2 separate regions of the Homo sapiens genome follow, and region 2 is linked to region 1. A link is a loop called in an ENCODE intact Hi-C map of the cell type or tissue named here. Cell type or tissue: B cell. All regions are shown on one strand. Each heading gives the region's core, and the rest is flanking DNA. Links, peaks and the distances in the headings are about the cores only. Region 1 has its middle 6.2 kb from the start of FAM131C. Region 2 holds the start of NBPF1 (NBPF member 1).

Region 1 (8,583 bases), core at 2,421-4,920:
TGGTGTCAGCAGACCTGGGTGAATGAGGGCTTAGCTCACACAAGCTGTGCGACCTTGGGTAAGTTGCTTCGCCTCTCTGAGTCTCAGATTTTTCATCTGTTAACTTAGGGTAAAAATCCCACCTCGTGGGATTGCTGTGAGGGCTGATGAAATTAATATATGCAAAATCACTGGCACGTAGTAGGTACTCAACTTAGGACTAAAAATAAATAATAGTGATAGTGAACACAAACAGGTATGATGTGTTATTACTCCACCACAGCTTCCCGACAGCCACAGGGAAGTCTGAGAACTTCCGTTCAACAGATGCATATAAAGCACCTACTGTGTGCCAGTGTGAACAAGACAAATGTGCCAATCCTTGAGTCAGCGCTGTATTCAGTCACAGTTGCTCAGAGCCCCCCTAACTGTACCCTCCAGGTCTGGCCTTGGAGAGGGTGGCTCAGAAAGGACAGCCTGCTATCACCTTGGATGCCCTGGTGCCAGGTGTGTGCCTGCCCTTGTGTGGAGAAGGAAAGGCGGATCTGCCTGTGCCAGGCTCTGGGGTCCCGTCCTGTGTGGCCTGGGCTTGTAAAGGCAGTGGTGTCCTTCTCTTCTTCCTGTCACGGAGTGACTGGATCTGGCTTGGAAGGAGGGCTCTGACTCACTATGACGCAGGATGCTCCGTCATGGCAGCTGATGCTCCCTGCTGGCAGCCTGACAGCTTTGGGGGTAGATGGGACAGGGAGAGGGACACTTGAGAAGACGACAGGGCAGCTCACAGGGGAGAGGATGCCTGGTCACCCCACTGTGCCCCATTTAGCCTAAGCCAGGGACAGGAGGGCAGGGCAAGGCAGTGGCCCCACCTAGGGTCCCTTGCTGACCCACTCAGAGATGTGGCTGGGCTGGAGATCTGGCTCTCCAGCCTCTGGTGTTCATGCTGGTCAGTTCCACATTGACTCAATCCTCTCCTTGTACACATTGGCACTCAGAGAGGGGCAGGGGCTTGCCCAAGGTCACACAGCAAATCAGTGGTAGAGCGGGGACTAGAACCCAGGTCTCCTGCCTCTCAGCCCAGCCCTGGCACCAGCCTGAGACCAGGCCACGCAGGGCCGGTGGCTCTCCTTGCACGCTCACATTCACCTTGGAATTCTGCTGAAGTAGACGATGTCCAGACAGCTCTGAGCTGTGTGGTTGTCCTCCCCGGGGCCACACTGTCCTTTCCCAGTTCACCCCATAGCCCATCTGCCCTGTGACCTTCCACTGCCCGCCCCCAGGGCCCTCTTTGCCATGCCGCTGCTGGGCTAGAGTGGAGAGGAGAGAGTGTCCAGGCTGTGCCCTTCACACCTAGCAGCCCATTCTCTTGCCATGATTTCGGGGATCCAGGCAGAACCCCCACTCCGGTGGCCTTGCTCCGAGCATGCATCAGCCCTGAGTGCCTGGCCCTGATTGGCTGGGCACTGGAGCGTGAAGAGGAGCTGCTGCAGGGTTTGATCAGAGAAAGATTAATCAAGGCCAACCATTACAGCGATGAATCAGACCAGGCCCTGCCCTGGCAGCCCTGGGGGTGGGGCGGGGACGCTGCAGGAGCCACGTGCATAAATAGCGCAGGGTCAGGGTGGACAGTGCTGCATCTCCATGCCAGCCAAGTGTGTGACAGGAGAGTCACTTCTGCCAAGGGCTATGGGGATGGCTTTCAGGCGATCGTGACCCTAGAAGCGGATTTTGAAGGTCGAGTGGGCTGTTGGTGGTAGAAGGCTCTGTGTGCACAAATGTTTGGAGGCAGGGGGCCACAGCAGACTGGCATATATGACATCCAGGGACCAGTGGGAGAGGGTGGGGCTGGACCCCTTCCCCAGGCCCCAAACATCGCAAGAAGGGCAGAGCTTGAAAAGCAGAAAGAGAACAGCATCAGAAGCCAGTCAGATCTGGGTTTGAATCCTGTGCCAAAACCAACATGCAGTAGATCCATGCTCAATAAGTATTTGCTGAATGAATGCGAGAAAGTGAGACTTGCCCAAGGTCCCATATCTAGAACGTGGGACTGGTTCAATCAGCCAGGACTGATTCAACCTTTCATTCATCCAGCAATTGCTCACTGAGCACCTGCTGTGTGACAAGCGCAGTCTGTGCCGAGATTACGACATGAATGAGACGGACAAGGGCCCCGCTCATTGGAGCTTATGGTTCTGGTGGGGGAGGCAGGTGTTAATTCAATAATGACCCAGATACATTTAGAATCACGGCCCTGGAAGCGCTCAGAAAGGAGCCCTTGAGAGTGAAGAAGAGGACTTCATCTGGTCCCAGGCATGAAAGGCACATCCAGAGAAATGACAATGACAGAGCCCACAGCTGATGGATGGGTGGGATTTAGCTAGGTAGAGAGAGGGGAGGGCCTCCAAGGCAGAGGGGCTGGGCAGAGAGGCTAGGCCATGGCCACGGTCCGGAGGTGGGAGGGAGGGACCAGGTCCTGGGAGGAGGATAGAGGTGGCAGCTCCTGCAGGGCCTCACAGTGGAATCTGGTCTTTGTCCAAAGCACATCTCTTGTTTCCTCATCTGTGAACCAAATCCCCCCTCCATTCATTCTCGGTGAGATGGAGGTGCACATGAGTTTCCAGGAGAATTCCCTGCTTTCTCTGGAGGTTTGGCCCTGCCTGGGGGGTTCCAGGGGCCAGGACTTGGGGCCTTTTGGTGGAGGCTGAGAAAGAAGGCCACAGGCTGACCTCAGAATGGGCCCACTTTCAGCTCCAGGCTCAGGACTGGGGGCTGCTGGCTGGAGTTGGGTGTCAGGTCATCTCCCTGCCTCACCCCCAGGCAACCAGCTGGACTAGGGAAAGAGAGAGAAGGGTAAACTCTCAGTCTGATGGGGGAGACAGAGCCCTCAGGGAGCTCCAAGTCTGACAGAAGAGACACGGCAACTGTGCTGGGCATGGGGACACTGAGGTGAGACCAGCCCCCTCCCTGGGAGCTTTCAGTCTGATGGGTAAAGAGGTGTTCTGGGCTGGGCACGGTGGCTCATGCCTGTAATCCCAGCACTTTAGGAGGCCGAGGCGGGTGGATCACCTGAGGTCAGGAGTTCGAGACCAGCCTGGCCAACATGGGAAAACTCAGTCTCTACTAAAGATACAAAAAAAAAAAAAAAAAAAAAAAAAAAAAGCCAGCGTGGTGACATGCACCTGTAATCCCAGCTACTCTGGGGGCTGAGACAAGAGAATCGCTTGAACCCAGGAGGCGGAGGTTGCAGTGAGCCAAGATCACGCCACTGCACTCCAGCCTGGGTGACAGAGAGGGACTCTGTCTCAAAAAAAAAAAAAAAAAAAAAAAAAAGAGGCGCCCTGAGTTCATCTCTAAAATGCCCGGCCCTGTCCTGGCCCATGGTGGCTGCTATGTGACAGGGTCCCTTCCTCAAGGTTCAGAGGGCTGGTACTCCAATTCCTAGATCTCAGGATCTCTGCAGGTAGAAGGAAGCCCCCCTGCTAGAACTGTTGCTTTTCCAGAGCTGTGAGTGTGAGGCAGCCGCTGGCCATCAGGGGGCAGCCTGAGACAGCATCATTCTCTGTTGCTTTCCTTTTCCTTCCTCCCGCCGTCTGCTGACCCAGAAAGTACCCTGCTGGTAACTCAGCCCCAGCCATGGCTCTGGGTGGTGCATGCTGCACCCTGCACAGAGGAGCCTGGCTGAGTGGGAGGGGACCAAAACCTGCCCGTGCTCTGGTCCCAAAGCCCTGAGCTCTACCGTTGTGTAGAGCTCTGTGTCTGCCCCAGGACAGGGAGGTTTTTTCCTAGCACAAAGGTGTCACTTCCTCTAAGCTGTGCACTCACAGGGTGCATCTACCCAGAGGGAAGGCCTTTTACAATTTTGCACAAAGTCTCTGTATAGCCTAGCCAGGCTCCTGAAGTCAGACAACACGTGGTCCTGACCCCCATTGTACAGATGCGGAGACTGAACCCCAGGAAAGGAACCAAGGCCAGTTAGGAGCACAGCTGGGACTGGAACACCACAGCCAGCAGGACCCGCTGCTCCAGTCTGGAGGAGTCAGGTGCTAGGTGTCACTTCTGGTGTCCTGGCCCCGCCTGGGGTTTCCCCGGGGCTAGGACTTGGGGCCTTTCTGGGGAGCCTGAGAAAGTCACAGGCCGTTCTCGGAATATGCCTACTCTCACTTCCAGGCTCCGACTGGAATTGGATGTTAGGTCAGAGCCCTCCCCAGGAAAGCAGGCTGGACTAGGTGGGATAGGCCGAGACAGAAAGTTGAGCCCCTAGTCTGATGGGGGAGACAGAGCCCTTAGGGAATTCCAAGTCTGATGCAGGAGACACAGCCATGCTGCCAGGCCCTGTCCTGAGCACTGGGAACACGGATGAATCCAGTCCCTGTGCCGGGGAAGCTCCTAGCCTGGTGAGTAAACAGGTGTTTACTCCCAGCCCCAGTGCGGCGAGAGCCCTGCTGACCAGGTCAAGCCATTAGTGGGAGCTTGAGGGGCAGTTTCAGGTGTCTGGGTTATTAACAGTGCCAATAATCGGCAGGGTGAGGTGGCTCATGCCTGTAATCCCAGCACTTTGGGAGGCTGAGGCGGGTGGATCACCTCAGGTTGGGAGTTCAAGACCAGCCTGACCAACATGGAGAAACCCCGTCTCTACTAAAAATACAAAATTAGCCGGGCACGGTGGCACATGCCTGTAGTCCCAGCTATTCGGGAGGCTGAGTCAGGAGAATCGCTTGAACTCGGGAGGCAGAGGTTGCGGTGAGCCGAGATCGCGGCATTGCACTCCAGCCTGGGCAACAAGAACGAAACTCCGTCTCAAAAAAAAAACAAACAAAATAAAACAAAACAAAACAAACAAACTAAAGAAAAACAGTACCAATAATCATCATGGCAGCTGAGGCCTTTCTGCGTGTCAGGAGCTGTCTGGAGACCCTTACCCTCCTGTCCTGTTTCACCCTCCCAGTAACTCTAGGAGGGGGAGAAGGTGGTCCAAGCCATCATCATGCTGGGGCAGCCCTTAAACTCTTGGCAGTCCCCTCTATCTTGACCTTCAGGGCGATTCTGAGCCTGGAAACCCCTGGGGCCTGAGCATCTCCCCCATTCCTGCCTCTGGACATTTGCACAAGCTGCACACCCTGTCACAATCAGTCCATACCTCACACATCCTTCGAGTCCCACAGAGGTCTTGCCTGTTTTACTCTCTGTTCACACCTTTATTCATCAAATATTGATTGAAGCAGCACCTACAATGGGTTATAGCTGACAGTGAACAGCCATGCTTGGCCTCCAAGGCAGAGGGAACAGCTCAGGCGGCAGCCATGGTCTGGAAGTGATCCAGCTGTCCTGGAGATAAGAGCAGGGGCCAGCAAACTATGGCCCATTGGCTAGATATGGCCAACAGTCTGTTTTTGTAAGCAAGGTTTTGTTTTATTTTATTTATTTATTTATTTATTTATTTATTTATTTATTTATCTGAAACAGAGTCTTATTTTGTCACCCAGCCTGGAGTGCAGAGGTACAATCTCAGCTCACTGCAACCCCTGCCTCCCTCATTCAAGCAATTCTGCCTCGGCCTCCTGAGTAACTGGACTACAGGCATGTGCCACCAATCCCGGCTAATTTTTGTATTTTTAGTAGAGATGGGGGTTTCGCCATGTTGGCCAGGCTGGTCTTGGAACTCCTTACCTCAGGTGATCCGTCCACCTCAGCATCCCAAAGTGCTGGGATTGCAGGCATGAGCCACCGCCCCCGGCCTAAACAAAGATTTATTGAAACATATCTACACCCATTTGTTTACCTATTGTCTCTGGCTGCCTCACACTCCCCCGACAGAGTGGTGTAGACAGAGATGACAGGGCCCTCAAAGCTGAAAATAGGCTGGACCTGGTGGCTCACGCCTCTAATCCCAGCACTTTGGGAGGTCAAAATGGGAGGATCACTTAAGCCCAGGAGTTCGAGACCAACCTGGGCAATATAGTGAGTACTTGTCGCTACAAAAAAAAAAAAATTTTTAATTAGCCACACATGGTGGCACGCGCCTGTAGTCCCAGCTACTCTGGAGGCGGAAGTGGGAGTATCACTAGAACCCAGAAGGTTGAGGCTGCAGTGAGCTCTGATGCTTAGAGTGTGGCAGAGGAGACAACATTAACAAGTCCCCGGAATAAATAATAAGTTGACAAATCCGAAGTGCCGGGAGGGGCACAACAGGGGGCAGGAACTGGCGCTCAGGGTCACACTGCTTAAGCATTTATTTTCACCTTTGGTCCCCCACCAGGTCAGCCAGGGCAGGGTGGGCTAGCAGACAGCATGCTGGCCCCTCTGAAAGCAAAGCTTTGGGTGGGGGCCTCCTCCTGGGTCGGTGTTTATGCCAGGCAGGGGTGAGGGTCCCGCCCAAATCTGCAGTAGGGGCCAATGTTCTGATCGCCACCTCACCTGGCCTCATCTGGCCTCACCTGGCCTCGTGGCCTTCACAGCGGTTCAGGAGCACTTCCCTGTCAGTCATCCCCTGGGAGGAAGGCAAGAGCAGGAAGTACAACTGGACAATACAGGCTCCTTATGTTCGATGACTTGGCCAAGGCCTTACTCCTTGCCTCTGTAGACAGAGATCTTGATGTCGTGGGAAAGCCCTGGATGGCATTTAGGACACCAGGGTTCTAGCCCAGGACTCATCCGGGCAAGTCTGTTCCCCTCTGAGCCTCAGTATGTTCATCTGTACCCTAGAGGGCTGGATGAATGGACCTGTAAGTTCTTTTCTGCAGCTGCCAGCAGCACGCTGGGGCTCGTCCCATCACTCTCCAGGCTTTGGTTCGTCTCTGTAAAATGGGGAGATGAATACTGGGCCCTCCCACACTTCTGAGGCGGGTCCCAGGCCAGAGAGATCACAGATGGGAAAGTGCTTTGAGCTCGGTGGGAGAAAGGAGCTCTATAAACCCAGGGGTTTATTAGATGATCCAGGATCAAGGAGGGCTGGTGGCCTGGAGGCCTTGGGTCAGTGTCTGGTCTGACCAGCAGAGGGCACTCTGGGGAAGCTGGGGCTGGTTCTAGGACTGGAATCCACTTTGTTCCTCTGAGAATACATGCTGAGGCCCTACTGTGTACCACGTCTGCTGTGCTGGGCATGGGGACGTGGCCATGAATGAATGGGACCCAAGGGGGTGGGGTGGGGTCATGGAGCAACCAGGCCTAATGCAGAGTGAGATGGGAGCTATGGTGGGGGCTAGGCAGGGATGGTGCCCGGGGCACCTCTGCCACCATAGCTCCCATCTCTCCTTAGTTGGGAGAGCCCAGGTCAGAGGTCTAGGCTGGAGAGCCAGAGGGGCAACCTGGAGAAGCAAGTGTGTGGGCTCTGGGGCCAGGCTGCCTGGGTTTGAATAGGGCTCTGCCACCTATGGTCAATTTCGTCCCCTCTCTGGGCCTCAGCTTCCTCACCTGCAAAGCAAGGATAAGAAGAGTACTCACCTCCCAGAGCTGCTGTGAGGACTGAGCAGCTAATCTTGGGTGACACCTTTTAGAACAGAGCGTGGCCCATGCAAACTCTTGAAATGGCATGGTTATGGCCTGGTGCCAGTGGTTTGGATGTTGCCGCCAGGGGCTTGTGCCCACCCTGGGGGAGACTGATGAGGACAAAGCTGAGGATGGAGCTGCCTGGAGAAGAAAGAGCGAGAGGCACAGCCTGGGAGATTTGGGGAAGGAAACACGACTTCGGGGGGAGGGTGCAACGAGGGGACAGAGGGAGTTTGAAGGAGGAGAGGGTAGCCAAGCACCCAGTGCAACCCCAAAATAAGCCCTCCTCCTGAGCCACCCCCTGCCAGCCCCTTCCTCAGCTTTCACTGAGTATATCACTGGGCCTCCCTGAACCTCAGTCTCCTCCTCTGTAAAATAGGAAAGTAGCACCCGTGTCACTGGGCTTCAAATGTTCCCTAAGACGACATGGCCCTGGGGGGACTCTAAATGCCCCCCTCCCACATAATCTTCTGTTGGAACCCCCTTGGCCCCAGGAGGGGCTGGGGCTGGCTCCGTCTCCACAACCATCCAGGCCTTTTGTTTAGAGAACCAGTCTAAGAGGAAAACCCCAAAAACAAACACAGCCCAGCTGGTGTCCCCTGCCCAGCCCTGCCCAGCCCTGCCCAGCCCTGCCCAGCCCACTCCTGCCCTTCCCACTCCGAGAAGCGGCTGGGCGGGGGGGTGGAGAAACTCACATTGTGGGAAAGTGTTTTTCCCAGCAGAGGTATGGAGGGGGCACAAGTCCAGGTCAGGGTGGTGCCAGCTGAGGGGTGGGCCCCAGGCCTCACCTGCCTTCGAGATGTTCCTTCCTAGGGGAAGAGCAGTGGGCAGAAGCCCCCCAGCAAGCTCACTGAATGTGTGGATTCTACAGTCCTGCCACCCCCACTCCTTGCCACCAGGTCCTGGTTCCCTGAGTTGGTAGGAACTTTGAGCTCCCTGCCGGGATGGGAGATAAGGGACTGATGTAGGAGGTCCCCAAATGGGGCTTTTTTCCCTTCTTGTAAAAAAATTCCGGCCGGGAGTGGTGGCTCATGCCTGTAATCCCAGCACTTTGGGAGGCTGAGGCGGGCAGATCACTTGAGCCTAGGAGTTTGAGACCAGCCTGGCCAACATGATAAAACT
Region 2 (8,583 bases), core at 3,387-5,886, 530 kb after region 1:
AGGAGGACGGCAAGGGACAATTGGCTGGTGAGAGCCCGGGTCACCGGGAACCTTCGCCTGGGTCTAAACAGGATTTGCCTTCAGATTGCCTGTGAGATAAAAGAGAGAAATCAAGGTTAACGTTGAGATTTAGGGCTTCGGTAACTTGAAGGATGGAGCTGCCATTTACGGAGACTGGGAAGACCCAGGGAAGAGCAGATTGAAAGGTGGTGGGAACTAGAGGTGGTTGGGTTTCTGTCATATGTAATCAACAGTCCTGACCAGCCTGGGCAACATAGTAAGACCCCGTCTGGGAAAAGAAAAAAGGAAAAATAAGCTGAGCATGGTGGTGCACACTTGTAGTCTCAGCTACTTGGGAGGCTGAGGCAGGAGGATTCCTTGAGCCTTCAGTTAGCGGTTAGTGAGCTATGATGGCACCACTGTACTCCAGCCTGGGGGGAAAAAAATAAAGAGTCCTGACTAAATACTAGAGTAGCCAGGGAAGTTTTCACAAAGTAAGTAATATTTGAGGCAGATCTTAGTGAACAAGAATTCCATTATTTCTGTTAGGGAATTAAGAGAGTGTGGGTGTCGTTAGTTAATGCTTATTAAAGTAGCTTTGGAATCTCATCTACTGGTCTAGCTGGTCTATCTGTACACGTATATTGTATATGCTGTCTCTCTGAGCTTTCGCTAGGTTATGCTACGGTAACAAAAGCCCCAAAATCTTAGCAGCTACACATACGAAGGTTTATTTTTCATTGACATGTCCTTTTATGGCAGGTTGACTGTGACTCTACTCTATACAAGCTACTTTATTTGTTAGATGGTGAAAACTGTGATACTCGGAGGTTGTTGAATATGGTATTAGTATGTTCATTCATTCATTCATTTAAGAAATATTTATTCAATATCTGTTTCATGCCAGGCAAGGTCAAGTACTGAGAATACACTGGTGAATCAAAGAGACAAAATCTCTAATTGCCAGGAGCTTATATTGAAAATCAGATTAAACACATACAAAATCATCATAATAACAACAATGAATACTATATTCATAAATAATAGCTGTAAGAGATTTTAGTACATCTTTTAAATTAGAAAAATATAAAAATTATTAAAACTAAAATGGCCAGGTGTGATGGCTCATGCCTGTGATCCCAACACTTTGGGATGCCAAGGTGGGAGGATCATTTCAGCCCAGGAGTTTGAAACCAGTCTGGGCACTACAGGAAAACCCTGTCTACAAAAAGGAGAAAATTAGCCGGGCACAGTGGTGCATGCCTGTAGACCCAGCTACTAAGGAGGCTGAGGTGGGAGGAGTGCTTGAGCCTGAGAGATCAAGGCTGCAGAGAGCCATGATCATACCACTGCACTCCAGCCTGGGCGACAGAGCGAGACACTGTCTCAAGAAAAAAAAAAAAATTATTTGATGTAGTCCTAAAACTATTATGTAGAATACTATTGTTTATATCACAGCACGTGAGCCCCTTAAATGGCTTAACACTTATTTAGGTATGATCCATAAAGCTTTTCTGGTAATTAAGTATACTTAAGAACAATTAAGTATAAAAGAGTTACTGCCTTGACAGGAAGATTGTAAAAATTTTAAAAAGACAAATAAATAAAAGAGTAAAAACTGTAGCTCTGTGAGGCTCAAATAACATCTAATTCAAGTCACAATGAACATCTAGCAATCATTCTGAACACCATATAATTCACTTAATACGTTTTGCCTGAACACCCAACACATCTGAATTACCAACACCCATATGTAGCCAAGAAACTGGCAATCATTTATAAATTATCACCTATGACTCCATCTGCTCTACGCACTTATTTTTTAAATTTTATTCATTTATTTATTATTTTTATTTGTTGTAGAGATGGGATCTCACTATGTTACCCAAGTTGGTCCAGAAACAGAAACAGACCCACACTAATTTCATAAATCAGATGACCATACAGTCATTCGATTTATGAAAAAAAGTGCCACATGGTGCGGAAGGAAAAGGATGGTCTTTTCAATAAATGGTGCTGGATCAAGCAGACACATCCATGTAGTAAAAAGTGAATCATAGCCAGGTGGGGTGGCTCACACCTGTAATTCCAGCACTCTGGGAGGCTGAAGCGGGCAGATTACTTGAGCCCAGGAGTTCGAGACCAACCTGGGAAACATGTTGAATCCCCATCTCTACAAAAAATATGAAAATTAGCCAGGCATGGTGGCACATGCCTATAGTCGCAGCTACTCAGGAGGCTGAGGTGGGAGGATCACTTGAGCCAGGAGATGGAGGTTGAGTGAGCTGAGATCCTGCCACCACACTCTAGCCTGGGCAATAATAGACTGAGGCCCTGTCTGAAAAAAAAAAAAAGCAAAAACTAAAATAAAATCGTTATAAGGTTAACACAGAAAAATGTGTTCATACTCTTAGGTTAGGCATTGATTTCTTAAACAGGACACAAAAAACAGTAACCATAAAGGAAAAGATTAATAAAGTATAATTTCATTAAAATGAAGAATCTCAGGCTGGGTGCAGTGGCTCATGCCTGTAATCCCAACCCTTTGGGAGGCCGAGGCAGGTGTATCACTTGAGCCTAGGAATTCCAGACCAGCCTATGCAACGTGGCAAAACCCATCTCTACTAAAAATACAGAAAACAGCTGAGTGTGGTGGTACTCCCCTGTAGGTCCCAGCTACTTGGGGGCTGAGGCAGGGGGATCACCTGAGCCTTGTGAGGTCAAGGTTGCAGTGAGCTGTGATTGTGCCACTGCACTCCAGCCTGGGCGATGGAGTGAGATCCTGTCTCAAAAAGAAAAAAAAAAAAAGAGAATCTCCCTTCATGAAAAAACACCATAAAAGAGTGAAAACGCAAGCTACAGATTGAAAAAAGGGAAATGCAATACATATAAATCCTAGAAAGGAGGCATATCCAGAATAAAGTATTACAAATCAACAGGAAAACAAGCATATCAATGAAAACTGGATAAAAAGATTTAACAGGCACGTCACAAAAGAGGACATATAAATGGCAATAAAAGATACTCAATCTCAATGAAACCACACTGATATATTACTGCACCCCTACTAGAATGGCAAAATAATTTTTAACTGACAGGTATCAGCGAAGATGTGGGGTAACCAGCATATCCCTGCTAAATGGTACAACTACTTTGGGAAAATGTTCAACAATATGTAATACTAAAGTTTTATCATTCATATACCTCTAAAACCAACAATGCCACCCCTACAAATATACCCCAGACTAGTAATGTTCAATTTCTTGATCTGTGGTGGTTCACTTGGTAAAAATTCATTACTTTTTTTTTTTTTTTTTTGAGACAGGGTCTCACTCTGCCATCCAGGTCGGAGTGCACTGCCATGATCACGGCTCACTGCAATCTCAACCTCCCGGGCTCTGGTGATCCTCCCAACTCAGCCTACCGGGTAGCTGGGACTACAGGCACACGCCACCACACACAGCTAACTTCTGTATTTTTAGTAGAGAAAGGGTTTTGCCACATTGCCCAGGCTGGTCTGGAAATCCTGGGCTCAAGTGATCTACCCACCTTGGCGTCCCAAAGTGCTGGGATTACAGGTGTGATCACTGCGCCCGGGCCACCTGCACATGTAAAATTGTGAACTTCTGTATACTTCAGTAACTTTTCCAAGATTTCTTTGACGCAAAGTTCTCAGAAATCTTAAAGCTAGCATTTCAGAATAGAAAAAGTAGCTTCTGGTTCACTAGTGAAATTTTACCAATAGAATTTAAAAACAAAAAGCTACTAACGCATATCAGCTCAGAACACTACCAGCAGATCTTTTCTTTAACTTCCTGAAGCACTGGGATTCATTCTTTTGGCAAAGAAAGGATGAACAACACTGTAACCCAAAGAAAAGATACCACTGCCAGAAAAGACTTCTTTTCGAAAGCAGCTCTAAGCAAAAGATAGGAGGAAAACAAGGAAGCCAGGCCAAACGTCTTGGTTAACTCTCCGCTGAAAGGACGCCACATGAGATGATCTAAGAAGCCAGCCAGCCAGCCAGACGCAGGGAAATCACAGCAACTCTTTGGAGTGCAAACAGCAACCCCACAATCCAATCTACCCGAAATCCTGCGGTTCATTTGAGGCTTGCCCCGCTAGTCAGGAGGTGATTCAGTGATGGCTACAAATGCTGCTCATGTGCATCCTGGAGCTGGCACACCTGGCTTGCCCATCACCAGCCTGGAGACACCGCCAGGAGCAGAAGCCCGGAGGCCAGTAAAGACCCCAACTTTGCAAGTCAGGGGCGCGAGCGCGCTCGCCTCTCAGGTCCGCAGAGGGAACGGATTTCTGGCCTGGAGGGTGGGGTGCGGGGTCAGTGTCCTCTACAGGATATAGGAGGACGTGCCCCCGAAGCTGCTCCGTCCCTCCACCCCCTGGGATGCCACAGAACACCCGCCAGCGAGTTTCTTCCCCAGCGCCCACGAGAGTTGGGCTGCGGGCGGCAGCGGCAGGCGAAGAATCCAGCGCGGGGAACTCAGGCCCCGGCGGTGCACGACCCCCCACAGCCCCCACCCGCCCCCGCGCTCGCGCAACAAAACTTGCCACGGCCGCGCCTCGACCCAGCTGTGCGCCCGCGGGTCCCGGATTCACCGCCCGCCCAGCCTGGCGCGGCGCCCTCACCTCAGAAACGCTGGGTGGACTTCGCGTAACTTCCCATTCACAGGGCAGCCGGCAGCCGCGCCGCCGCGCCTCGGCCCAGCTCCTGGCGCCGCAGATCGCCCGTCCCGCGTTCCCAAAAGCACCGCGCTCGCTCAGAAGCTCGGGCAGCCTCGCGACCCTCACCTACGCCTCCCAGTACCGCCGCTGTCTCAACCGCCACCCAGCCCCTCGCCTGCGCCTGCGCCTGCAGCCCACTGGCTCCTCAGGATCCCGATGGGCGTGTCAGGATAACCCAAGGCGCAGGCGCGGCGGGGCCTTAAAGGGACCCGGCGGCCTCTTCTGCACAACGGGTTCGAGCAGGTTAGGGGCCGCGCAGGCGGAGGAAAGGAGTAACCCAGGGGAAGGACCGAGTGCAGCGGGGACGGGGAAATCCCTCTCTCCCCTCCGCCTGTCTTTCAAAGCACCAGCCCTCGACCCTCCAAATCGCTGGTTTCCCCGGCCACTTGAACAGCCCCTGCCAGGTTGAAGAGGCAGGAGACACACCCCCTCTGGGGCTGGAGCGACCCCGCGCTTAGGACTGCAGGCCTCGCGCTGCCGCACCGCCCCGAATCTGACTTCCAGGCACGGGCACGCGGTGCAGTCGGGCAGGCTTCAGAAGAGCCCCCAGCTCTCCCAGAGGTGGCCTTAGGTCACTCTCAAAAAGAATAACCAATGTGTCAATGGCACTTGTAGTTATTTTCTAATTTAAATTTATTAACAGATTTTGCAGATGGGCTTCCACTGAAATAAGCCTTTGAGAAAAAGAAAAACTTTTTTTTTCAACAGGATTAGAATACCAAGAAATAGGAAGTAAAGCCATGCCGTCCACCCAGCTAAAAACTTTGAAAACTTGATATTTTATCTAAGGCAAATGTTTGCATAACTTTAGGTCATGCCATTATTTAAAGTCAATTTCAGTTAACAATTTCATTGCAACTGAATCTATCTTGTATAAGAAAACTAAGATACATCCCTGATAATCTACCTCTCCCCTCCTATACTCCATCCGTCAGCAAATCCTACTGGTTTTTACCTTCCAAATTTTCCTTGAATCTGTCCTCTTCTATCTCCTCCGTCACCACCCTAGTCTAGGCTGCCTTCACCTGGGGAGTGAGGGTCGAGGGACTACTGACCTAGTCTTCTTGTGGTTTACCCATATCCCCTTTATCGCCTCTCTAATCTCAACACAACAGGCAGAGTGGCTTTTCCAAAATATAATGTGACCGTGTCACTTCCCAGCCTAAAGCACTTAAACACCTTCCCATTCTCTTAGACAAAACCTCCTAACTAACCAAGCCCCGAATGGCCAGGCGCCTTGCCCACTTCTTCATCTCTTCTCACTACTCAGACCAATTCTGTTCTGCTCTCTCTGCTCCAGCCAAACTGGCCTCTTTTATTCCCTATTTACCAGCTTCCTGGCCTCCACAGAGCTTTTGCTCATGCTTTGCTCTGTGCCTGGAAAGTTCTTCTAACCCCTATTCTTCTGAGAACAGCTGTAGTCTCCACCTCTGAAAAGCACCTTCTGACCTCCCTATGGTGGTCCCTTACTCCTATCACATTGCATGAAACTGTAATCGGGTGGTTATTTTGGTGAATTTTTTACTATCGGCTACGTAAGCCCAGGGTTTGGTTTTGTTTGCTTCATGATTTGTATTTCCACATTTGTTAAATACATATTTGTTCATAAATGAGAATGATGGATGCTAGAAGTTGAAGTAAATTTGGCATAAAGTCAGAGAAAGAGAAAATGTCACAATCTGACAGTTGGAGTCAGAATGTAGAAACTTCAGTTATATTAAAACTGATTTTATATCGTTTTAGGCTGAGTTGTCTTAGGATGCTTTGGGTAACCTTTAAAACTGAGTTCTCAAAGAGCCTTGTATAAACACCTGAATTAATAATGATAAGCCATGGGGTGGCCCACATAAAACTAATAACATTGGTTGCTTTAAGAGAGGAAGACTGAGCCAGGCACAGTGGCTCATACCTGTAATCCAAGCACTTTGGGAGGCCAAGGCCCGCAGATCATTTGAGCTCAGGAGTTTGAGACTAACCTGGGCAACTTGGTGAGACCCTGTCTCTACATAAAATACAAGCAAAATTAGCCAGGCGTGGTGGCGGGCACCTGTACTCCCAGCTATTTGGGAGGCTGAGGTGGGAGGATTGCTTGAGCTCAGGAGGTTGAGGCTGCAGTGAGCCATGATCATGCCACTGCATTCCAGCCTGGATGACAGAGCAAGATCTTGTCTCAAAGAGAGAGAGAGAGAGAGAGAGAAATGAAGACTGGTGACTGGTGGCTACTGGTGGGAAGGAGATTTTTACTAAATGCCCAAAAGGTTTAAAATTGTAACTTTTTTATTTCAAAGTCTGTGAAGATAAATGACACAAAAGAGCACATACCTTCCCATTTATTTGAAATTCTAGAAAGGGGAAAATTAATCTGTGGTGAAAAAATCATAGCAGTGGTTCCCTCTGGCAGGGGATTGACTGGGAAGTTACATGAGAGAAATTTCTGGGTGGTAAAAATGGTCTCTGTCTTGATAGGGATATGAGTTATATAAGTGTATTCATTTGTCAAAAAACATACAGTTAACATTTCAATGAATGTAAATTTTACCTTAAAAACTATACGAATAAATGCAAATTTAAAATCTGCTAGCTAACACCTAGTTGAGTACTCAGTGTCTATGGGCATTGGCCGAGGCTATACATACACGATTTTCTTTAGTCCTCATACCGTCCTCATGGGGTAGGTATTATTATCATAACCCCCTTGCATATGAAGAAGCCAAAATGCAGTAAATACCAAATAACTTGCCTCGATTTATACCCCTGGAAAATGCGGGAAGAGCTTTAAACACCATCAGTCAAATGCCAGAAGTTGTTAAACATTAGACTCTATAGCACTTCTCTGAAATTATAGTATTTTTGGTATATGTATATATATATATATATATATCATCTACTAGATCAAGAGCTTCACAATGATTGAAATCATAGTTTGTCTTTTTGTTTGAGGTTTATGTTTTTATTTTACTTCATTATTTTAAAGACTGAGTCTCGGCCGGGCACGGTGGCTCATGCCTGTAATCCCAACACTTTGGGAGGCCAAGGTGGGTGGATCACTTGAGGTCAGGAGTTCGAGACCAGCCTGGCCAACATGGTGAAACCCCATCTCTACTAAAAATACAAAATTAGCCAGGTGTGGTGGCACGTGCCTGTAATCCCAGTTACTCAGGAGGCTAAGGCAGGAGAATCGCTTGAACCTGGGAGGTGGAGGTTGCAGTGAGCCAAAATTGTGCCACTGCACTCCAGCCTGGCCGACAGAGTGAGACTCCATCTCAGAGAAAAAAAAAAAAAAGACTGAGTCTCACTATGCTGCCCAGGCTGGACTTGGACTCCTTCATTCAAGCCATCCTCCTGCCTAGGCTTCACCTGGGACTACAGGCCCAATATTTTTGTCTTAAGTTTCTAAGCAGTCCCAAGACTTTGCACAGTAGCTGTTCAATGTATTTTGAGTGAATGATTAAAAACAAGCTTGATGTCGATTTTATTGGTACAATTTATATTTACATATGTAATATTTATATGCTTTTATATATTTATGTGTGCATGTATATAATTGGTACTAACTTAGCACTGCTGTGCCTAAGTGCCTGAGATGCATCTCAAATGAATAGGCCTGAGGAGAGAAGCTTGTGTCATTAGCTCTGACCCTGCAGCACTAATCCTGGTTTACCCCTTTCTTTCAGTCTCCCTGAGCACAATTTATTTGCTGAAAGGCCACATCTCACTATGGAGTGAGGATCAAGAAGTAAAGGTCTGAAAGAGAGAAGCTGCGGGGCTGGGGAGACTGTTGGTCGGAGAGGCGTCGGGGGCCCAAGGAAAAGGGAGGATTGTGGGGAGGAATCGGCGTAG

What was found. A loop is a pair of places that touch in the nucleus more often than their neighbours do. Peaks named below come from ENCODE experiments on the same cell type or tissue, not always from the same donor. Only the 100,000 strongest peaks of a DNase experiment are listed, where the experiment ranks them.
Region 2: it touches region 1 in a loop (7-fold over the local background); 2 of 110 quality-filtered maps call a loop at or near these places.

Annotation. Positions count from the first base shown.
Region 1 is chr1:16,075,545-16,084,127 of GRCh38, forward strand. No RefSeq gene overlaps it. Among named protein-coding and RNA genes, the nearest start is that of FAM131C, 6.2 kb to the left of the region's middle. RefSeq lists enhancers at 6,318-6,817, 6,867-7,799. In B cell, for the core only: CTCF peaks have their summits at 3,499 (motif pointing right) and 3,705; a DNase peak (open chromatin) is centred at 3,537; H3K4me3 peaks cover 351 bases.
Region 2 is chr1:16,608,691-16,617,273 of GRCh38, forward strand. It overlaps NBPF1 (NBPF member 1), which reads right to left and starts at 4,874. Exons shown (of 18, transcript NM_001405701.2): 1 at 4,648-4,874; 2 at 1-89. RefSeq lists an enhancer at 4,718-5,675. In B cell, for the core only: no CTCF peak of the experiment used is centred there; DNase peaks (open chromatin) are centred at 4,021, 4,281 and 4,831; H3K4me3 peaks cover 2,171 bases; H3K27ac peaks cover 734 bases; H3K27me3 peaks cover 295 bases.